Linked DNA regions of Homo sapiens: region 1 is linked to region 2. Evidence: chromatin loops called from intact Hi-C (ENCODE). Cell type or tissue: PC-3. All regions are shown on one strand.

Region 1 (8,000 bases), 320 kb after region 2:
AAAGTCCTAGAAGTTAAGTCCCTGGGTGCCAGTGTGGGCTCCTGCACTAACTAAGTAGTTGTGTTATTGTAAAGTCACTTAAAGATAGAAGGACCAATTTCCCCAGATGGATCACTGGGTTTCAAACACTTCTATCTGCCTCTGGAGGTGCCACAGGGATTTTCTGGTGAGGGGTACAAGTAATCCGCCTGCCCCCTTTTCACCCTCCTGCACCAAATCACCTATGCTTTATGTATTTGACATGAAATAGGTCAAAATATAAGCAGTATAATTCATATGTGCTAGATTATATATATGCAGTGTTCCTTTGTTTCTAGAATTGATCTCATTGTCCTCTTAGGTGTTCTTTCCAGTGGAGAGAGTAAAATCTTAAACTCATTGATTAAAGTTATCTCAATATTTTCCTGTTTAAAACAGCCTTTTTCAGTTTACTAACACCAAAAATTTTTTATCTATGGGGTTTTTTCTTTGTTCAGTTTTCAGTAAACAGCAGAATACCTTCTTCAAATGATATAGAAGCCAAGTATAGACATGATGGAGTAAAAACAGTAAATATCAGCCAGGCACGTTGGCTCATGCCTGTAAGCCCAGCACTTTGGGAGGCTGAGGCAGGTGAATCACAAGGTCAGGAGTTTGAGACCAGCCTGGCCAACATGGTGAAACCCTGCCTTTACTAAAAATACAAAAAATTAGCTGGGTGTAGTGGTGCACACCTGTAATCTCAGCTACTCAGGAGGCCAAGGCAGGAGAATCACTTGAACCCAGGAGGCGGAGGTTGCAGTGAGCCCAGATCGTGCCACTGCACTCCAGCCTGGGCGACAGAGTGAGACTTCATCTCAAAAAAAAAAAAAAAATGTAAATGTCTAGTCATATAGTCAAATCAAATGATGCAACTTGGCTGTTTTCTCTCTTCTCCAAGATAGCATCTAGAGGGAGGAAAATTGCATGATCTCCAGGGGAGAAGCCCGCTGGCCTATGTGCAGGTTTTCATGCTGTCCTCTGAAAACCACCTGGTTCCTTGTTTCTACTGGTCACTAGATGACTGGCTATCATCAACGATGCTTGATGATTTGAGCTGTTCTCTTTGGCACCCCTGGGACCAGGTGGTTCCCTGACCACCTCCCCCAGCCAGCCCAGCCCACCCCCACCGCCTGCTATATCTGATTTGTTTAGGCCTTTCAATACTGGGAGAGCAGCAGGGCTGCCATTCTCCACCCAAGCTCTGAGAATACCACATTAAGGACTTAGTTTTGGCTACATTAATATTTGCTTTATTCACCTCATTTCTTAACGACCATTTAAAGTTTTCCACTTTGCTTAGCCAAATTTGTGCACAATTTGCCCCTCTTTCTTTCCCCTTTGTTGTACCTATTCTCTTATAAATCATTCTAACCTATTTCCCTATCTGTTGTTTCAGCATAATTTTTCCTTTCATAGGGGTTCTGAGGCTAGCAGCTGTAGCTTGGAATAGAAGGAATCCAGGCTAGACCCAGGATGGGGGTCCACACAAACACTTTCTTTTGTTTTTATTTTAACTATATTCGTTGGTAGAGGCTCTACAGGCTAATAGTTGCAGCTTGAACCAGCTGGAATCCAAGCTTTGCCCAGCATTAGGATTTACACCAAAATTCTTGCATTACTTCTTACTCACATTTTAGATATGACAGATAACAGTAACCAAATATCATATATTTTTCTTTTTCTTTTTCTTGTTACTCTGCATTTCCTTAGGCATCCAGTGAGACAACTTCTTAGAGTTGGGTCCATCATTTTAAAATTCCATTGGTAACTTTTACCTTCAGTAACTGATTATAGCACAGCTATAGTTCCATATCATGGCTGACTCTGTAGCCATCCAGAAATGAAAAGTTCATTAACATCCACCCTTTCATCCTTTTTCTTCCCAAACTACATGCTCCAGTGAGTCAGGTTTGGTCCCATGAATCCCTCTTCTGACACCAACTGTGATAATTTGGAGCCAACTACAAGTTTAGAGAGCACAATATCCACAAAATGGCCCTCACTTCTGACAGCAACTGCAATTTCTGGTAGGTTCCCAAAGCCACTTTCAGTTTTCATAATTTTCCATAAGGACTCACAGGATTTCACTGAAAGTTGTTATACTGATTTTTACAGTTTATTATAGGGAAAGGATGCATATTCAAATTAGTCAAAGGAAGAAGTACAGGGCAGAGTTTGGGAAGATGCCAAACCTGAAGCTTCTGTGTCCCCTTTCCTGTGGAGTCAGCATGTATACTTTCCCAGCATCAATGTGTGGCAATATGCAGAGTATTGCCAGTGAGAGAAGCTCACCTGAACTTCAGTATCCAGAGTTTATATTGGGGTTTCATTATGTGCACATGACTGACAGACTGCCAACATGATTGAATTCAGTCTCTAAGTTGACTTACACCATGTGACCCAAAGCTCACACTCTGAATCACATGTTGATCTTTCTAGCATGACCAGCCCCCACCCTAAATCACATATTTGGTCTTTCTTGTGTAGCTAGCCTCACCCTAAGATCTGGTGTGGCCAGCTGCCACCCTAAACAAGGACACTCCCATTAAGTATTATATAGATCAACTCTCAGAAGCTGAGGGCAAAAGCTAGTCCTCTCTCGGGGTGAGGCCAAATTTTTTACTACACAGACCTGTACCTCACACCATATATAAATATTGACTCAAAATAGGCCAAAGACCTAAATTTAAGAGCTAAAACTATAAAATTCAGAATAAAACAAAGGTGTAAATTTTCATGACCTCCCACTAGGCAGAGGTTTCTTAGATACATCACCAAAAGTACAAGTGACAAAGGCAAAAATAGATAAATGGGACTTGACCAAAATGTAAAATATTTGTGTCTTAAAGGACACTATCAAGAAAGTGAAAAACAACCTACAAAATGGGTGATAATATTTGTACTTTTTTTTAGTATTTATAATGAATTTTTAAAATTTAATCTTTATTGGTTTAACTATAAAATTAATATTGCTCATTCTAAAATATCACATTTTAGGAGTTTATAACCCACCAAAAGGGAATCCAATAGTAACTTCCTATAAGAAAGCTACTCTTAACAATTTGGGGCAATATTCACAGAAATAACATTTTTACAAAAAATTTAAACTTTAAACACTGCTTTACAACTTGTTGTTTTCCCTTAATTTATATCAAGGCCACATTCTGTGTCAGTAGTTACATTGCTATTTCGTATTATACTATATGAATTTACAATTATTTACTGCTTCTCTATGAATGCACACTGGGGTTGTTTCCATTTTTTCTTTATTAAAAACAGTGCATCAGTGGGCATCCTTCATATGTAATTTTGATTGAAGTTACACATGAATAAAAGTCAGAGCTAACTGTGTAGATGTCTTTTCAAGTACTTCAGTGGATATCTGCTGTTTTGACCTGCCCAGTTAATTCTCTCATCTTCCTGTAACACATCCCATTTTCCTTTGGAGAATTGCCTCCCATATTCCATGCAGTTCTTAATGGGGCTGCAAATCAGAGTACCCTGCTACTCTGGCCATAGTAATTAGTGCAATAGGAGAGCCTGTGACCCAACCGAGTAATCAGATCCCTTCTCTGGGATTTAACATACGAATCCTAGCAAAGAAAAGCTCTTTCTTTACTTGGAGATGGTTCCTGGAAACATAGGAGCCTAGAGCTCTGTAGCCAGACTATCCCTTCCTTACTGCCTGAAGGGATCCCACTTAGAGTCAGAAAAATAAAATAGGTAAGAATGAGACTATTGCACAGAGGAAAACAGGTATGATCAAGAATGAGCTAATGACATTCACATTACTGAATCCAGTCCTAACCGAAGCAGTATCCACTCCTAGACTTCCCAGTTACTATATATAACAAATTCTCTTTTCTGTAGTTGGGTTTCTGTCTTTCATACAATAGTCCTCCCTTATCTGTGTGGTTTTGCTTTCCACGGTTTCAGTTACCCACGTTCAATAGCAGTCTGAAAATAGATGAGTACACTGCAATAAGATATTTTGAGAGAGAGAGAAAGCATGTTCAGATAACTTTTATTACAGTATATTGTTTTAATTGGTCCATTTTATTACTAGTTATTGTTGTTAACCTCTTACTGTGCCTAATTTATAAATTAAACTTTATCATAGACACATATGTATAGAAAAAAACAGTATATATTAAATTCGATACTACCTTCAGTTACATGCATCCATTGGGAGTCTTGGAATGTATTCCCTGTGAATAAGCGGGGACCACCGCAATGGAAAGCCTCACTAGTCATTACATTATTCAGCATCTTTTTACATCTGATGTCAGACTAGAAGTCTGGATGTGGCAGAATTCTAGTTGGTGCTAAAAGAGAAAGGCCCCATCTACTAACATACATGCAGTCAGCACAAACCACATAATCCCTAAGCACCTAGTGGCTGTTTGGCTGTACTGGCTCCTTGGTTTCCTAGCAACCAAGCTCCTTTCTTCTTCACACACTCACACCTTTTGTGACATTGCCTTCTCAAGGCTGCCCTTAATGTGAATGTTTGGGAGGTAGAAAAGGAAAAGGCAAGGAAATATACACAATATAATTTGCTCCAGGACTGGAGACTTGAGAACATATGCTAGAGGTGGCCTAGCTTACAGATTCAGAAAATTCACTGGCAGACTGAAAATAGCAAGAAGCCGGGCACAGTAGCCTGGGTCTGTAATCCCAGCTACTCATAGGCCAAGGTGGGAGGATTGCTTGAGGTTAAAAGTTTAAGACCAGCCTAAGAAACATAGCAAGACCCTGCCTCTAAAATTAAAAAAAAATTAAAAAAAAAAAAAAGTTGGTCATGGTAGTGTGTGCCTGTAGTCCCGGCTACTTAGGAGGTTGAAGTGGGAGGATCACTTGAGCCCAGGAGTTCCTGGGTGCAGTAAGCCATGCTTGCACTATTGTACTCCAGCCTGGGTAACAGACAGAGACCTGTCTCTAAATAAATAATCAGTTAAGTAAAGCAAGAGATTTTGCTTTGGTGTTAACATTCTTGCCTGCTTATACCTAATTATTTTTGTTAAAAAAATTAGTATGTATATTATTCAGTTAGGGCTACCACAACAAAATACTATAGATTAAGTGGCTTAAACCACAGAAATTTATTTATGCACAGTTCTGGAGGCTAGAAGTCCAAGATCAAGGTTCTAGTCAATTTGGTTTCTGGTGGAGTCTTTATTCCTGGCTTGCAGATGACCACCTTCTCACTATGCCCTCATATCACCTTTCTCCCATGTGTGCAGGGAACAGAGGGTGCACAGTCAAAGGATCTTTCCTCCCCTTCTTACAAGGTCACTAATCCCACCATGAGGGCCCCACCCTCATGACTTTATGTAACCCTAATTACCTCCCAAAGTCCCCATCTCTAAATAATATCACATTGGGAATTAGGGCTTTAGCATATAAATTTGGGGTGGGGGTACACAAACATTCAGTCCACAACAATACCTGAATATTAATAAAAGATGTTTTATATTCGTAATTCACATGATATTCACAACAGTGATGTGATAAGATAGGTTATATTGATAAAATTTTACATAATTGAAAAGTTAAGGGACACAGTCAGAAGACCAGAACAGCATTCCTCCCATCTGTGGACTAATTTATATTGTCTTCTGATCCCAGAGGCTTTCGATAATTTTCTCAGTCACAAGCAATGTCATATTAGGCACAACACTGCTAGAACTATGGTTTATTTGCTACTTTTTTTGGCAGCACACAAGGCCCTTTCCCTCAGTATTAGTTCCAATGCCGCATTATATAGAAATCAGTTAATAAATAGATGTTGTCATGAGGATGGCTACATAGGGTGCATAAATTTACAAGAGGAGAGCAACAGACTGAAATGTTAAAACTGATTTTATTTTCATTCAGTGGCATTGGATGCACTGGCAGCTCTGTCCATCCAGAGGCTCTCCAGAGTCTGCCTGGCCCTTGACCCCAGGCTCTCTCTCCTACCACATCAATCTATTTCTAAGAGTCTACTTCCAAATAGAACTGGAACCTGCTGCATGTCATCTTCTCTATTACCAACACCTGCAACAACATCTTAGTTGGTTTTTCTGTTTCTTCTCTGGGGTTGCCAAATAAAATACTGGACACTCAGTTAAACTTTAATTAGAGATAAACAATGGACAGGTTTTTTTTTAGTATAAACTGGGCACCATATATATATACATATATGTGTGTGTGTGTGTGTGTGTGTGTGTGTGTGTGTGTGTGTAAATACGTATTATATATGTATTTTTTCTAATTTTGGCAATTCTTCCTCTAGTTAATAGCTGTTTGAAAACGCAAAGCTGATTACTTCCCTCCCCTGCTTAAATTCTTCAAAATTGTGCCATTGCTCTTAGGAAAAAACTCAACTTCTTAACGTCAAAGCCTGCATGACCTAGTCCCCCCAGATAAGTTGGATTCTGGAGCCAAATTGCTTAGGGCTCATTTTATATATCTCACTCAAAGGAGCCTTCCTAACATCTCGATCCTAAAAAAAGTACCCTCCTATAATCCCTCATTGTGCCCTTTACTTTCCCGGCATGGCCCTTGTTGAGGAGGATGGATCACTTATTCCCCTTTCCCTGTGTTTCCAAATAGGGGGCCCTCCACTGGGGTAACACTCCTCACCTCTTGCCTTGCCCCTAGTGGAGGAGCAACCACTTCTCTTATTGGTGGGTTTGGGGAAAGAACTGGCCATGTGTGGCCTGGCCCTTCCCACTTGAAGAAATTGCTGGTCGGGACTCTTCTACACCTGCAAGTAGACTGACAGGACAGATCGGTTCCTGGGGCCTGGGATTATGCAGAGAAGGGTGATAAGTACAATTCAGCTGTAGCACATTAACAAGCCCAGTTGGTCAGACCTAAGCCATATTCTTCTTATTAGTAATGAAAGTGATAGTGTACCTCCATCCCCTTGACTCCTATGCCTGTCTCAGCTGTTTCTAAGTCAAGATAAGGGGAAGAGGAACATGTTAATTATTAACTTCCTAAACTCTCAGTAGCTTTCACTACAATATATTTATTTATGTTTGTTTAGCAGTTTATTGAATGTGTAGGGACCATGCCTGTTTTACTTACTGTTGCATCCCCGAATGTCTACTACAGTGCTAGGCATAGGTTTTATCTTTTTTATATCGGGATGATTGAATAAATAAATAAATAAATAATAAATAAATGGTACCTTGTTGCCTACCACAGTCCTGCCACCCACACCACTCTGAGCATACATACAGCCTAGGATGGGGAGGGGAGTTGAGTCCTAACTCTGATCACTTGGCGATAGCTGTTTGGTGCTCCATGTTGAGAAACGCACTGAGATTGTGCTTAACCTCATCATAAAATTGCACCATGATCAATTCTTCATGTCTGCCACGCATGCCAGAGTGGGCAGTGTGGGACAGCGTGCATAGATTTGCCCTTCTCGGCTTAGAAATGTCTGGGGCCATATTGTTCCCCATCAGATGTACTCACTTGGAGCAAGGCCAGTCTAGATGGGATTTCAGCTGCTGTTCTTTTCTGGACACTGATTTGGACATCTGGTCATTTCCTGCTGAGCCTATCCTACAGCGGAGTGAGTGCTGCAAATGCAGTCCCCATTCACTTCCTCCTAGCTTCCTCCCCTTTCTTACTGGGTCCAATGGAGGCCCAGCAGGAAGCAGTCACATAAATTATGAAAAATTTTGTCACAGCCCATAAACCTCACTATGGTGGAAGGAAACAGGTTATAGGCTGGCTTCAGTTGAGGCAAATCTCAAGGAAGATCTCTCATGAGACAGTCAATTCAGCTGTAATTCAAAGACTTTCTTCTAACACTAGGGGTTCTGCCTAAGGGAAGTCTCCTTGGAGTGACTCCAATCCTGAAGCTGTGGATCTTCTGGCTCATATGGTCTGCTTCCATCCATTCAGACAAGGCTGCTTGCTTTCGTTTTTGAGATTATTTTTGTGTGTGTTTGTCTTTAGGGGAGTATGATCTTTCCCAG
Region 2 (8,000 bases):
TTGGTTTTAAAGAACAGCAACGAAAAAAACCTTAGAAAGTCAGGACAATTTTTTTTTTTTATGACTTGAAAATATTCTCCATAATAGAATCTCCCAAATCAACACTCAAAAAATCAGAAAATTAAAAGAACTCCATTTTGTGTATTTTTATTACAATGCAGAATACTGAATTTTTTGGTTTTACCACAGCTAAAATTAATGGGATGATTGTTTATATAAGAAGAATTTTATAGTCTGGTATAACATTTGGATGTTAAATTAATGAATTTATCAGCACGCGAAAATGCCAGTGTACTAAAAAGTGTCAGGAGGTTGTAACTGGAATCCATCTCCTTTACAAGAAGCCATTCTCCCTCTACTCAAGCCTTACCTATCCTACTGTGTACCAGAGTCACGGGTGACCAGCAGGAGCTTTGGCAACACAGTTAACACTGAAGAAGAGATTAGTGCAGAGTTTCTCAATTTTGGCTGTACATTAGAAACACCTGGGAATTTAAAATAGTTATTAATTCCCAGCCCCATACCTCAGACCAATGTTAATGTATTTTGAATGGTCCCCTCAGGTGAGTTTGTTACCCAAGGCTGAGAACCACTGAATTGGTATTTTCTTTAGCCATAGAAAAATAATTTTCTTATTTGATTTTCTTGATATAGCATCCAAAAAATGAAATAGTTTTGGGGCAAAGTATATGATGCTATTAATTTCATTTAAAGAGAGGAAACAAACTTTCACTTACCTGCCTTCTGACAATGTACGATCTTTTCATATACAGCATCTGCATTTTCAATCAACGCCTTGAGGGACTGAATCATCTGCAAAGGGAACATCCAGACATGAGATTACACCTGACAACTAGATCCCCTCCTGCATTCATGCACAAGGCTCTTCTCCTAAAACAGGCTGATGTGATGATATTAAACGCTTTTTTATCTGACTTTCCACTACTCAACTTCAAATGTGCATGTGAAAATGATAACATCACACATCCCCACATAATGGTTAAAACAAGATGTGAATAGTATTACTTTCCAAGTGCAGTGAGGCTAGTACAACACTGCACTTGAACCCTGAGCTAATATACTGAACTGAGTTCATTTCAGCGTGAAAAGCTACAAATATGCGTGCAAATCTGATCTGAGTTTTAAAATTTGGTTATCCATTTTAACAAAATTTTCAACTTCATCTTATAGAAAACTTCAACACCTACACACTTCACTCATTTCAGCCAAAATGTCTTCATCTGAAATTCAGTTTAAAACATACAATGAGAATTAAAAAATAGCATTTATTTATTTGATACCATTCATCACTAATAGTACCTCTAAAACTAGTATTTTTATGTTCCTATTAATGGTTTTTAAAATGTTCAAATTTGAATTCTTGTTCCAAATTGCATGTGCTTGTTTTAAGAGCCCAAGCTTGAAGAAGGGAAAGAATCAGTGAACAGCTGATCCATTATTTTACTCACCAAAAAGCTAGGAAAAGATCCCTCTGAAGTAATCTTGTTGGCTCTAAAATCACTATGAAAAGGAAATGGGATAGCCAGAAACAAGTCTCATGGCTCAAATGGGTACAATTATGATATCTACCTTAGTATAAATTTTACATATTTGTATTTAAATATCCAAATATTTTGCATTATAATATTACTCATCTATTTTACATGACCATCATATTTTAAGTAATAAACACCCAACCATTCCTTTCATTTCTGCCTCATTTTTTTTCTTTTTATTTTTTTAAGAGACACGGTCTGTTCTGTCAGCCAGGCTGGAGTGCAGTGGTGCAATCATAGCTCAGTGCACTCTCCAACTCCTAGGCACAAGTAATCCTCCAGCCTCCATCTCCCAGGTAGCTGGGACTACAGGTGTGTGCCACCATGCTTGGCTAATTTTTAAAATTTTCTGTAGAGATGGGATCTTGCTATGTTGCCCAGGCTGGTCTTACACTCCTAGGCTCAAGTGATCTTCCCACCTCGGCCTCCCAAGTGCTGGCATTACAGGCATAAGCCACCGCACCTGGCCTGCCTTATTTTTCTTTATAGCATTTATCACTAATTGCCATAGTAATTATCTTATAGTAACTAAATATATGCAGGTTGGATTATTTGCATAATTCAAAAACCACCATATTTTTGGTAAGTTACACTTATTTAAAATATAACCAACATGTCTCTTAAAAAGTGTACTAGCTTCTTAAGCTTAGTCAGATAGTATTTATCAACTTGCACAGTTCTAAAAAAATGGTAAACATCAAAAGTTTAAAGGCCAAGGCAGGCATTTATTTACGCCTTCATAATGTATCTTTAATCATCGCTGGGGTCTACTGCAGGCAGCCCCTGTGTGGAAACCAGGGATACCTGACCTACAGGATACAACCCCTGTCCTCAAGAAGTCCACAGCCTATGGCAGAGTTTGCACTTTGGAATTCAGTATTTTCACATTCATTCTTCAAGATCTGAGTCATTCCCATAAATTAAAATATTCTATTTTACAGCTTGACGTATTGAACAGGCAGCAATAAAAATGAATCGTTAAGAACTTTATTATACTGATATAAAGTCGTTTGTACCATTACATAATTTGCATATTGAAAAGGTCCATACCGTCATCAGTAACCTTTTTCAGCTTTGATGTCAAGCCAAATGAGAGATACAAAGAAGCAAGGACTTCTTCAAGCAAGGATGGTGATTGTTACAGCTCAGTATCAAAGAACTGGCCAACTGTGCCCCCATCATTCAAATAGGAGAAGGAAAAAAAAATATGATCAAGGAAATGAACCCAGTCATTAAACAAATGAGGACAGGAGCAAAAGCAGGAGTGGAGGAGAACAAAACAGCAGCATTAAGCAGAGGCTCACACATGCAGATGAGAAACTCATCTTGGGAGTGGTGTAGCGGCAGAAACAGCAAAGATTTACATGGGTTCTAATCCTGGTTCTATTACTCATTAGCTTTGTCATCTAGGACAAGATATTTAACCTCATAACCCTAATTTCCTACCCATAAAATAAGCTTATTAAAGACATTACACCTCATAATGTGAGGATTAAATGAAAGGATGTGTGAGGAGCGACTGGCACAATGAAGACACTTGCAAGCGGCAGCTGTCACGGCTGACTCCCCATTTATCCAGGAGGCCTGGCAGAGCATTTTCTGGTAGCCCCAAATTAGCTGAATGCCCTCCTTTCATATGTTCACTGGCAATGTTTCCAATACTCATTACTAATTTTAGTTCCACTTGAAAAGCTGGGTGTGATGAAGCTCAGAGAAACAAGTTGCATTATTATTCTTAGAATCATCTTCCAGTTTAAGTATCACCAAAGGATAAATAATTATGCACCTTCCAGCTATAAAATATACGTTAAGGCTGAATAAATGCACATCCATCTCAAGAGTCCAGATATAGAAGCTCATCTGCCTCCTAAACTCTGTAACACTTGGAGGATCATTTGTTTATTCTTGGGACAATCGTTTACTGAGGCCCTCTATGTGTGAGACCCTGAGCTAAGGGCTGAGAATGAAGCACATGTACCCTAGAACTTAAAGTATATATATAAAAAAAAGAACAATTGCTGCACTGGGACTATGGTACAGAAATAAAACAGATGCACAAAGAATAACTAAAAAGGTGGGATTGCTATTGTAACCTGTGAGCTATTGGATGTGATAAAATTCAATATTCTGAAGCTACAGCCCTTTGGCAGGATATTTAATGGTGAAGCACTTGTAGTGTAATGGTATCCATGTTGACAGCCACAGAAGGATCCACTTGTGGCTTAGATTTCAATACAGGAAGTTCCTCTGCTGATAATGACAGTGAATATCGTCCCCCGATTCATGAGTAGTATATAAAATATGAAGATGACTAATACTTCAGGGTGGAGAACACAATAGTGAGAAGCCATTCCTCCTAGGTTTGCAAGTAAACAGCAGGAGGCATTTGCAGACTGTATTAGAGGGGAATTCCAGAAGGAACCAGCCTAGGAGAAGGTAGGCCCATAGTAAACAATGAGCAAAGCTTAGACAAGGCAGGCAGAAAACTTATCCAGACCTCAGCAGAGATGATTCATGTTGTCACACCTGTTATAAAATATTTGTACTACTTGCTTCAGAAGGAAGTATCTTTTTATCATTTTGGGGTACATATTTATAATTAAATTAATGTATGGTTAACAGTTCATAGTTCTTGTTCTTAACAGGCATATATTAATCTTCAACTTTTGCACTATTGCATAAATTCTCCTTGAGTCTAAGAGCTCCTCTAGGTACTCTTAAGGAAGCTCTCAGGACTGTGGGCTCCTATAGCAACACCAGGTGAAGAGTCCAGCAGGCTTAGAGGACAGGTTAGGCGATGGGCCTTCAGGCCCCTACTCAGCAGGCTGATGTTTCCCTTTCATTCTGCCATCAATTATGATTGAATGTAGTGCACATGGCACTGAGGATGCAGCAGAGGCAACATGGGGCCACCAGCTGATCTAGCAGGGGCCACTTTCTGTCTGGATCTGCTACTTTATAACAAGCTGTGATTATAAATAGTACAAGTGTTGGTTGAATGCATCAAGATGAAAGTGATTCAACATCTCTGCATCAGTATGTACTTGGTGCTTTCTATTTTATTTACTGATCACATTATCCATGTGAGGTGAGTAATTATGAGGTTAGTTTTACACATGTGAACACTGAAGACCTACCTGAAACATAAGCAACCTTTCAAGGTAATCTGGTATTATAGGCAAAATAACTGTAATTAGTAAGTCATGAAACTGGTATTCTGTTTGGTCTTGAAGCCTCTGCTTTTCCCACAAAACCATTATAGGTCTTGACACATGAGTGGCAACTGCACAAGTGAAGAGGAAAGGCCGTTTCAATCCGAAGAAAGCACAAAAGCAGAGGAAATTTTGTAACTCCTAAAAGGTGCTACACACAATTACAATAGTAATATCATCTCAGCTACTAACATTGACCCAAAGTTGTTTTTTAGAACAATGTTTCTATAAAGCACTTTGAGAAAACATTTTAAAATGACAGCAATAAATTACTTGGCTCTATTTTACAATTCATTATTATAAATAATAAATAATTTATATTTAATGTGAAACTACTAGAATAAGCATCTCAGATTAGACAAAAACAGATGTGCAGGTAGTAATATCGATGCATGAGCCAAAGGAAAAAACTACTTTATCTTGTTTTCTCTGTGTATATTACACTGATACGTCACTAGAATGCAAGGCCAAGTAGAATGGTTAATTATATAAGCATTATTTGCATTAATGCAAATGCATGAATTTCATCAAGCCCCTATAAACACACAGGTGTAAGTCTTGGCACAGCAATCAGACACCCTGCTGCCAGCCTGAGTAACTCGCCACATGGATGCTTATATTGTTTTTTCTAGGGCAAGATGATTTTATATAGTTGTTGCTAATGGATTTTATATCACTGGCCTGTTACCAGTACCTCCTACATTTCTGGAACTAAAGTGTTTGGAAAATCTATGGATGTAACATAGCCTAGAAATCTATTTCATAAATTTGATCACCTCTAATATAAGATTTTAATGTAGAATTTGAGCAGATGAAAAGCAGGAAATTTTAACTAAAGGCAAAGTAAAAATTAAAATTTATATTTTATTAAGCTGGAAAGAAACCAGATATGCCTTTTATCGGAGTGCTATGTTTTGAAAGTAACTCCCATGTTAGTGTAAAGTAAACTTCTCTGTTTATAGATACAGCTATGAGAAGGGTTATTATTACATAAATATATTATATATTACTAGATTTCTATAGACTGCTCCTTCATATTCTGTTTTGAAACTTGCTTATCAACTAGGAAAATTCCATTTTCAGAATAAGCAAGTCTGTGGTTTTATATAAGGACCCTATGTCTGATTTCAGACAATTCACTGAATTGCCCTTCATCTTAAGAACACAGATTTTGCTAATAATTATAAAAGTAGTTTGTCAATAATTTTATATACTTGGGTGAAAGAAATTTTAGTAATAACATCTGAATTCTAGATTTTTTTCCCCTTTATCTTGTTTTGAATCTCAGTTTCAGATAGAAAATCCCAACCTCTAAACTGCTTTCTTTGCCTGTCCTGCTCAACACAGATGTGGCTACTGCATCTTCTGTTGTAGCTGTTTCTAATGAAGTTACAAAGTCTGAGAAGTCCTTAAGTTGCTATAAAAGAAAAAGGCTAGACAGTAAAAAAACTTTGTTCTTTCACATGGATTCTATGATTACTTGACACATAACAGGGAAGTATCTTTCCAAACTCAAAAAATGAAAAGATTATCATTCTCAAACATGCCAATGGACTTACAAAAATGGTGCAGTATACACCTGGCCCTAACCACTGAATGCCCCCCAAACTGCCATGACCACCTTGGAGATCCATGATAGGCCTCAGTGGACCAGTAAACGCCCAGGTGGCAAGATGTGGCTTCAGGCACCACCAGGCTCAGGATGACCTTGGGAGGACTGGACCAAAGCAGGACTTGCTTCTCTGGACTCCAGGGATGAATACAGAACAGTAAATGTGATCATGGATAAGGTTTTCAGAAAATAGGAACTAATTCAATCCAAAGTAATTTTTTCCCATCTAGTCAGAATTTTCTGAATGGCAGCCTCTGTTATGGTTTAAATGTGTCCCCTTCAAAATTCAAGTATTGTCAATGTGATCATATTAACAGGCAGGGCCTTTAAAAGGTGATGAAGCCATGATGGCTCCTTCCTAGTCAATGGGATTAAGGTCCTTATAAAAGAGGTTTCACACAGCATTCAGCTAGCATGCCCTTCTGTCTCCCACCACGTGAGGAGCCACTCAGAAGACCTTCACCAGATACTGAGCCTTGATTTTGGACTTCTCAGCCTCCAGAACTGTGAGAAAATAAATTTCAGTTTTTATAAATTGCACAGGCTGTGATATTCTGTTTCAACAACACAAAATGGACTAAAACAGCCTCTTAAAGCTCAACGTCCCTGGTGGGTGGTCAGCCTTGTGCTGTTTGGCCCTGCAAAGCCAGTTAGTTCACTAATGCCATGAATGGGACAGAAAGTAAGATCAAGATGCCCTTGGGAATTTGTAAGCTTTGGTGCTTTTTTCTGCACTCTTGAGAGAAACACCTCTCTGAGTTAACAATATAATCTCTCTTTTTAACACTTTAAAATAATTATTACTGTGCGGGTGAAGAATTTTAGTTTGATTCTAAAACATCGGGATTTGAGACTTCTCAACTGAAATCCAGAGGTAAGTTTTTCCTTTACTAAAGCTTCCAAGTACAGAAAAATGTTACAAAGTTGAACTAATGGAAGAGGCACCATTTATAAAGTTATTGTTGGAAAATACAACGTACTTTTAAATACTTGAACATAATATAAGTCACAAATTTACACTGAAATACTGAAAGATTATTGCTGTAGAGGTCTTTGGCCAGCTGTGCGCTACAATTAAACCCAGCTCCCCTTTCCATCTCACATGGGGAGAGCATTGTGGCTGCAGTCCACTGTGGGGAGGACAGAGAGCTGGTGCCTATCCAGGGGCCGAGGTCTGCCATATCATTAAGAGCTGTGGTCGTCCTCCCTTCCAGCAAGGTCACTATGAAAACACTTTCTAAATAACAAACCGTTTCCAGAGTAACTTGTCCTAGGTTTCTTATGAAACTTCATTTCCACTACCACATCTTCCACTACGCAAATTATAGGGGGGAAAAAACCCTATATAAAAGAAAGTTGTAGAAAGAACTTGACATGCGCTTGATAAAAAGCACTACTCAACTGTTAACAAACATACAGAGGAGCATATTTGGGTGCTGCCACACACAGGACCCCGCTGCAGGCATGATGTGGAAGGCCAGGACTTGAAATCATGTAAAATATTGTTAAGCTTTCTAGGCACCTCAACTCGTATTAGAGAATGTAAGGAAACATGGATAGAAGAGGAGTGAGGGCCAGATTGGATAAGATATAAACTTCTACACTGCAGAGTTTGAATTT

The links. A loop is a pair of places that touch in the nucleus more often than their neighbours do. Peaks named below come from ENCODE experiments on the same cell type or tissue, not always from the same donor. Only the 100,000 strongest peaks of a DNase experiment are listed, where the experiment ranks them.
Region 1: it touches region 2 in a loop (4-fold over the local background); 2 of 110 quality-filtered maps call a loop at or near these places.

What each region holds. Positions count from the first base shown.
Region 1 is chr3:16,720,623-16,728,622 of GRCh38, reverse strand. PLCL2UT (PLCL2 upstream transcript) reads right to left here and starts at 4,457. Exons shown (of 6, transcript NR_199590.1): 1 at 4,188-4,457. In PC-3, CTCF peaks have their summits at 4,214 and 4,415; no DNase peak of the experiment used is centred here; H3K27ac peaks cover 695 bases.
Region 2 is chr3:17,035,687-17,043,686 of GRCh38, reverse strand. PLCL2 (phospholipase C like 2) reads right to left here. Exons shown (of 6, transcript NM_001144382.2): 4 at 738-813. PLCL2-AS1 (PLCL2 antisense RNA 1) reads left to right here. Exons shown (of 3, transcript NR_046640.1): 3 at 774-935. Among named protein-coding and RNA genes, the nearest start is that of PLCL2-AS1, 15 kb to the left of the region's middle. RefSeq lists an enhancer at 3,475-4,674. In PC-3, a CTCF peak has its summit at 3,932; DNase peaks (open chromatin) are centred at 2,416 and 3,906; H3K4me3 peaks cover 640 bases; H3K27ac peaks cover 3,966 bases.